Regions from separate parts of the Homo sapiens genome. Here regions 2 and 3 are each linked to region 1. Evidence: chromatin loops called from intact Hi-C (ENCODE). Cell type or tissue: HCT116. All regions are shown on one strand.

Region 1 (2,500 bases):
AGGTGTTTCCTTACTTAAATAGCTTATTTTTGAAAAAAACTGTGTGATTGTGATATGTCAAATTCATTTTCAGGTAGTATGTCAAAATTCATTTTCAGGGTATGTTGAGTTCATGAAAACTAAATTTCAAAGTAATTCACAAAAATTTACTTTTTTTACTTGCTTTAAAGTGGAATAGAACATAGTCTACATTTAAGTTCTGTTCAATCGGTATCAACCAAATTAACATTTCAGCAACTTTCAAATCACCCCTGGCAACTCTGGCAAAACGTGGTTTATTAGGTCAGGAACATATGCATGTATATAGTTGAGAGGTTTCACTCATATACGTGTGTGTATGTATTTATACACTTTGCTTCTTCTGAAGGAAAAAAGGGAGACTTTAAATAATTTTGAAATATAATCTCAGTGAACTTAGAGCTTGATTGACAGGTTAATAAATATTTCAATATTTAATGGATTACTGAAAAAATAGGTCATCATGATTATATAGAATTTTCTTACCTCACCTTTACTTCTAGAAACTGTTTTTCTATTTTTATCAGCACAATGTGTGGTAAATACAATAGCACAATATTAAACTTTGCAATAAATAAAATACTAATGAAACAAAATAACCTGAGTATGAAGTAGTTTGTAAAAACTAAAGTCATGAATCAAATGCAATTGGTTCAAATAACAATTAAAGGTATTGAGTCCTGTATTTAGTTGCTCAGGAAAAAAAAAAACTGTTAACGTTCCTGCCAATATCTAGTTAATAAAATTAATAGATTAATAAAGTTTGTTTAATGTTACTACCATTTCCTATTGGTTTCTTCTTTTTTCTTTTTTCTATTTACAGTTATTACATACGAAAAATTATACTGGTTTTTGAATAATTGTCTTTGTATGGTTCAAATCAGTTTCAAATCTTCCTTCTCTATACTGACTTCAGTGCAAGTAAATTACCTTAAAGTAGAAATGTCTTTTCTTAGACATAAAACCATCTAATTTAACTTATTTAACCATTAGACATTTTTATAATTTAAAATACTTTATGCAATAATTTATGCCAGAAGGTGGCACCAAAAGACTCAACTTTAAAATCCCTTTATTAATAAGTGCATTCCTTTATTCTATTTCTAAAGGCAGAAAAATAGCATTGGAAGAGTCGATTAAAATGATAAAGACAATACGTACATTTTGAGGTTGTATGGGGCACTGACCAGGAATACTTATTTTTGAGTTCAGATATAACACAGCAGTAATAATTCTAACAGTTTATGCTCATTTTACAAATTTATATGCATTTCTGAGCTTCTTAAAAATGGAAGCTTACAGATTATCAAGTGGATGTTTCTCATAACAAGAGAAAACAGCATATATTCTCTCCCAGTAAAGTATGTTTCTGATATGTGTTTTACATTTCCATCATGAAACTTAGGCCATTTTAGTTAGTTTTCTAACTTTAAAGATAGATCCAATGTCAGATTAAGGGCAAAAAATTTCCAAGCTTCATTAGTATTATCAATAATATATCATTCCTTTTCATTTGCTTTTATCTTGAGCAGTAGGTAAATTCAATAATGGGAGCTCAAGCTCCGGTATCAAAATGTGTGATTTTGAGTTCTTGTTCTGCCATATTCGTAGCTGTGTAACATTGGGAAATTTAAATAAATCTCTTACCACCTCTTACTCTCTGTGTCTCTTTCTCTGTTTAAATTTAATTTGTTAAGCTTACTTTGTGATAAGGTGGTAAAGTTGCATTAGAATTTAAATAAGATATACACATAAATTGCTTAAACAGTTCCTGGCAATTAGTAAACATTCAAACATATTTTGCATTAATAATGTTATTTTTTAAAAAGTTTTCTCTTTTGATAGTTACCTCTAAAGATTCCTTAGTCTTAAATTTCCAAATAATAAAACTCCTTGGAGTTTGGTTTAGTTGGGAATCATAAAAGGAAACATTTATCTGATGAATCATTCAGTACAAAAAATATACCAATTTTTAACTTTTTTATAAAACTGCCAGAAATATCAAGTAGTAAATATTTTACCCTATTGGTACAAAGAATGTTTTGAAAATATGTGTATCTGAGCACTTCTTTATAAAACAGAAAAGGGAAAAAATATATTGAATAAATACAATTTAGGCAATGAAAGTGCATATGAGATTTAAAAAACAAAACTATTCTGCTAAATCAGGCAAAAAAGAGCAAATTTAGTAAAAGAAGTCATACTTAATAATGAGTTAACATGCCACATGAGTAACGCTGTTACTAAATTTTATCCACACACATGTATATGACATACATATTTATATTTTGGGGTGGTAACTGATGTGTGTCTGCTATAAAACCATAGCACATTTATCTTTGGGGCACAAATACAAAAAATTGAAACTGAAAAACCAGGTGAATATGCTATAATAAGATACAAAATCTACTTCATTTCTAAATAAAATTATAGCTATTCTATGCAATGAAAATAATGTGTGCCCAATTAGTTACTTAGTCAC
Region 2 (2,500 bases), 760 kb after region 1:
TGTAAAGTGGTGAGAACATATATGAAATAGTCTAAGGTGAAGTGTGTGATGAGCAAAGAAGTCTAAAGCATAAGGAGGATAATGATGAAACTAACACATATTAGAATTTTGGTTAGGAAGATAGAATTTTGTGGGGATTGAATTCATATTTAGATTTGGACATTTGAATAAAAGGTGATGGGAAAATGCCCAAATGGAAACAGAAATATATACCACGTGAAAAGATAAGCTTAAGACACAGCATGGAGGTAATTGTTGAAATAATGAAATGAAGGAACTCTGTGGAAGTGGCCTGGAGAACATGATGAGCAAAAGCTAGAAAGCAAAAGACAGAACAAAGCCTTAGAGAGCAGTCACATGGAGGTAACAAAACATTGAAGAGTGTGCAATGTGAGGAGCTTCCAGTCCCACAATGGCAGCATAAAAGCAAGCTGGCTTCACTCCTCCCCACAGAAAACCAAAACCAAATATACAACACTGAGATTATCACCAGCAGTATCCCAGAACTGAAATATGAGGATGAGACAGTTCCTGGAGCCACAGAGAAGTGAAGAAAAACTCCAAGCAGATGGTAAGAGAACTGAACTTCTATGCCAGTGATGCCCGGCCCCACAATCTGCCCTGCACCAAGCACACAGAAAAATTTCCCTCAACTCCCGGTTTCTACAATGGAAAAAGTGAGACCAAGGTGGACAACCAGTTTCCCATACCAGGAGACCTTTCATTGCCTCAACCCATGGGAAACATCACCAGTGCCTGAAGTGAGAAATACTCCAGAAGACAGTCAGAGACAAAAGGTGGTCTATAACTTGGGTAAAGGAAACATCCGATCAGAGTGGCTGTTCAATAGCACCACACTATAGGAGGTGCATTCCAAAGGTCCACTTGGCACAAACTCCTAGAAGCTTTTCCACACTACCAGGATATCCCCTTTGAGAACTCCCTCATTCAGGGCAGGGAGTGCTCTGATTGTGTACTAAATCTGAGGCAAACCTGGGCTTATGCCACCATCTAGTGCCAAATATGAGGTAATGACCTAGCAGGAAAGAAAGAAAGGAAATTCTAAAATTACAAAGAAACTCTAAACAAATATATCCAGGAAAAGTCAAAAATAACACAGAGAAGACAGGAATAGATAGCTAATACTTCAATGCAAAGGCATAGACATATACTTGCAAGAAGCAAAAGCAAACAGAGAATCATGACCTTTCCAAATGGGCAAAGCAAGAAACCAGTGATGGAGATTAATAAGATGGAGATATGTGAGCTCTCTAAGCAAAATGTAAACTTAGCAGTTTTTAGGAAACTCAGTGATCTTCCAGATAACACAGAAAACCAATTCAGAAATTTATCAGAGAAATTTAACAAAGAGACTGAAATAATTGAAAAATAAAATAGAAATCTTGGAACTGATAAATACATTTACTGAACTGAAAAAGAATTATTACAAGCTCTCAACAGCCAAATGGATAAAGGAGAGGAAAGAATTTGTGAGCTCAAAGGCAGCCTATTTAATTGAAAATACACAGAGCAGAAAGAAGAAAAAGAATGAAAAGCAACAAATATCAAATACAAAATATAGAAAAGTATCTCAGAAAACCAAGTCTAGGAATTGTTGGTGTTCAACAGGGAGGTGAGCAAGAAAAAGGCTAAGAGAGCTTATTTAAAGAAAAAATAACAAAAAACTTTCAAAACTGGAGAAAGATATAAATATCCAAGTACAGGAAGATCAGAGAACAACAAATAGATTCTACCTAAGTAAGACTACCCCAAGACATGTAATACTCAAACTCTCAAAGGTCAATGACAAGGAGAGGATTCTAATATTCTAATAGCAGCAAGATAAAAAGAAGCAAATAACATATTTTTTAAAATCCTTCCAGTTGATCTGGCAACAGACATCCCAGATGAAATTATACAGGCCAGGAGAGAGTGAGATGATGTTTTAAAAGTGTGGAAAAAAAAAAAAAGAAAAAGAAAGAAAAAAAAACCTGTCATCCAAGAATGCAAAATCCAGCAAAGCTATCCTTCAAATACAGAGAGATGGTCTTTCCCAGACAAATAAAAACTGAGAGAATGTATCACCACCCTTCTGATCTTATAAGAAATACTGAAGGGAGTTCTTAAATCTGAAAGAAGAAAACACTAATGTGCATGAAAACAAACAAACAAACAACAAAAAAAAAATTGAAGATATAAAACCCACTGGTAAAATTAAGTGCACAGACAACCCCAGAATAGTCTAATTCTGTAATTGTGATAAAAATCTGCTCATAATGAAGCCCAGAATACAAATCTATAAAAAACAATAATATGCACAGTTACTTGTCAAGAGATAGGCAATATAAAAATATCTAAGTTAAGACAACACAAAAGCCAAATGTGAAAGGAATTAAGTTAATTTGCAGAGGATTTTTAAAATTTCATTTGTTTACATTATTCTCTTTGCCATCTAAGATGTTATCATCTCTTTAAAATAACTTCATGTGTCTGTAAGATT
Region 3 (2,500 bases), 450 kb after region 1:
ACAAAACAACTGCATATGAACATGTATTTTCACAAATTCTCATGTAAATGATAAATTATAATGGAACCACATAATGTGACAACTTTAAAATATAACTATGAACAATAGAAGTTGGTATCCAGAAAGCCTAATTTACAAATAAATTATAATGCCATTCTAAGTGGAAATTGTAGCCACAATTTTAAGTTATTTCAAATATAGCTCTTGTGTTTTTTCTTTCTACCTCACAATTGAGAAGAAGAGTAGATGGAGAAATAATCTAAACCATGGTGTACACATTTGTCTTTTGTATATAAGTTGTTCATATTGTTCATTTTATGTTGATTTTGGATTCTTAAAAAATAAATGATTAATCCTTTGAGCAGATTCAAATATTTAGAAATTTTGTCATTTCTTGTAAATGAAATTATTACACACACGTTTGCATAACAGAGAAATATAAAATGAAAAAGCAAATTTATTTTGCCAAAACAAATGCATATTATTGTATATACTTAAAATAAAATAAATATGATACTGGACAAATGTTAATTTGAAACCAAGATGTATCAAAATTTGTTTTAGATATATATGAATTGTAGATATTGTACCTCTCTTCCTTTCAGAAAAAGATTTAGACCTTAAAAGTTCACAAAAATTAGCAGAATATTAAACAGAGGTGATGTTTTATTTTTTCTTCTTTTGTGCACAACAGTAACAAAAAGATGTATATTGAAAAACAGAAATAAAACTTCAGAAGCAGGGAACCATACAAGCAATATAAAAATGGCTGTTCATTACAATGTGAAGAAGAGAATTGATTAAAATGTATTTGGTGTGTAATTGTGGCAAAATTAGTATTTTAACATTGAGTCACTGATCTTTCGCTGATGTCAACAGCACGATGCTCATCCTGAGAGCCCAGTTACCTATACTCCCTGGACTTATCTAGTTAACACTTTCTTTAGTTTAGTAACCTGTCAATGGAGAACAGGTGCTGTTGGCCTATTTTTGCAATAAAAGCAAGAGTATATTGCCCTCTAGTGTTGAAAAAGTTAGGAGACCAAAAGAGTGTTCAGAAATACCCATTAAAAAAATCAAATTTTTTATTTTCTCCTTTCACATAAACGTGATATACCGATAGACAGGTTATTATTTCCTAATTCTAGAAAAAAATATCAAATATAATTAACAAATCTGTTTTATGGCCTGTTATAAAAAAAGGTGACTGGATTGAGAATAAATTATTTCATTTTATTATGTTATCTTTCTGTAATTTAATTAGATCCTTTTTCACTTTAGTTTTGGCTGAGTATTTTACAACTTTAGGAAATATTCATTCCTTATAATAAATTATCTTCTATCATTATTTTGGATTTTTAAAAAATAAAAATTAGGTGTAAATATCATTTTTTAAAAATGTTTTAAAGTCAAGAACATAACTCTGTAGAATAGGTTATTCTATTGGTAGAGGTACTTTATAGGTCCTTTATAGCTGTGTTTTGTGCCTAGTAAAAATATATATTTCCTTCTCTGAAATACAAGAGAAAGGATTGAGTAGTAAAAAATTCATTAGAAAAAGTCTTCTAAAAATAACATAAAAAATTAATGATTGAGGTAGAAATGATATATTTATCATTGTATTTAAAAATAATCAGCTGAGACTTTTAAATAATACTGCAATAATACTGCATGTTACACTTAAAGTTGGTGAAGATGGTAGATCAAATTTTGTGTGCTTACCAAAATATAAAAATAAAATTAATATAAATAAATAGATAAATTCTGTGGGGACATATACCAATATTAATATAATCCAGATTTCTCCAGACCTACATATCCTGTGACTACAAATGGGGTCTGGTTGATAATCAGTAAACTTAGAGATAATTTGGTGCAATTGGTTTTCCAATTTTCAAAACTTTAGGCTTGATTCTGAGATCATTGTTCCAATAAAAAACTATTAAAACATTATAACATTGAACGTCAATTTAACTGACTTACTCAAGATTGTTACTAATCTACTGTGTGTCTAATTTAGTATTGGGTTATGCTTGAAGGAAAATAAACTAAGTAGCTTATTGTGAAAAGAGAAGCTTTTTATATAGATTAGGCTATTGAAAATGTACCCACAGTCTTCTGGGGAAGACACATAAACCAGTTATGTAAAAATGCAAAGGTATTATAAAAAAGATAAGGACAATATATTCTTCAGAGATTTAGAGGAAGAAAGACTACCAGAGACAGGCATGAATAGGAAAGGCTTGTTATTCATAAGATTATAGAATTTTATAGTTTGAAGCAAACTTACAGTTATGAAACTCACCCATTTAAAAGATCCTACATTTTTGTGCTTTTATACAGCTAGTATATGATTCTTGAAAAAAATGAAATAATATAGAAAATACAAAACAGAGACGATCAATATTTTGTTGAGCATCCTTCCAAATCTTCCCTGATGAGTGTATACATGGAAATAGAAATATAAACCATTTTATATCCTTCATTTAGAAAATGAAGA

The links. A loop is a pair of places that touch in the nucleus more often than their neighbours do. Peaks named below come from ENCODE experiments on the same cell type or tissue, not always from the same donor. Only the 100,000 strongest peaks of a DNase experiment are listed, where the experiment ranks them.
Region 2: it touches region 1 in a loop (5-fold over the local background); 10 of 110 quality-filtered maps call a loop at or near these places.
Region 3: it touches region 1 in a loop (7-fold over the local background); 23 of 110 quality-filtered maps call a loop at or near these places.

What each region holds. Positions count from the first base shown.
Region 1 is chr4:115,536,164-115,538,663 of GRCh38, reverse strand. No RefSeq gene overlaps it. Among named protein-coding and RNA genes, the nearest start is that of NDST4, 420 kb to the right of the region's middle. In HCT116, no CTCF peak of the experiment used is centred here; a DNase peak (open chromatin) is centred at 1,033.
Region 2 is chr4:114,778,896-114,781,395 of GRCh38, reverse strand. No RefSeq gene overlaps it. Among named protein-coding and RNA genes, the nearest start is that of MIR577, 120 kb to the right of the region's middle. In HCT116, a CTCF peak has its summit at 1,030 (motif pointing left); a DNase peak (open chromatin) is centred at 995.
Region 3 is chr4:115,089,203-115,091,702 of GRCh38, reverse strand. The region is part of intron 1 of NDST4 (N-deacetylase and N-sulfotransferase 4); the gene reads left to right. Among named protein-coding and RNA genes, the nearest start is that of NDST4, 23 kb to the left of the region's middle. In HCT116, a CTCF peak has its summit at 1,030 (motif pointing left); a DNase peak (open chromatin) is centred at 982.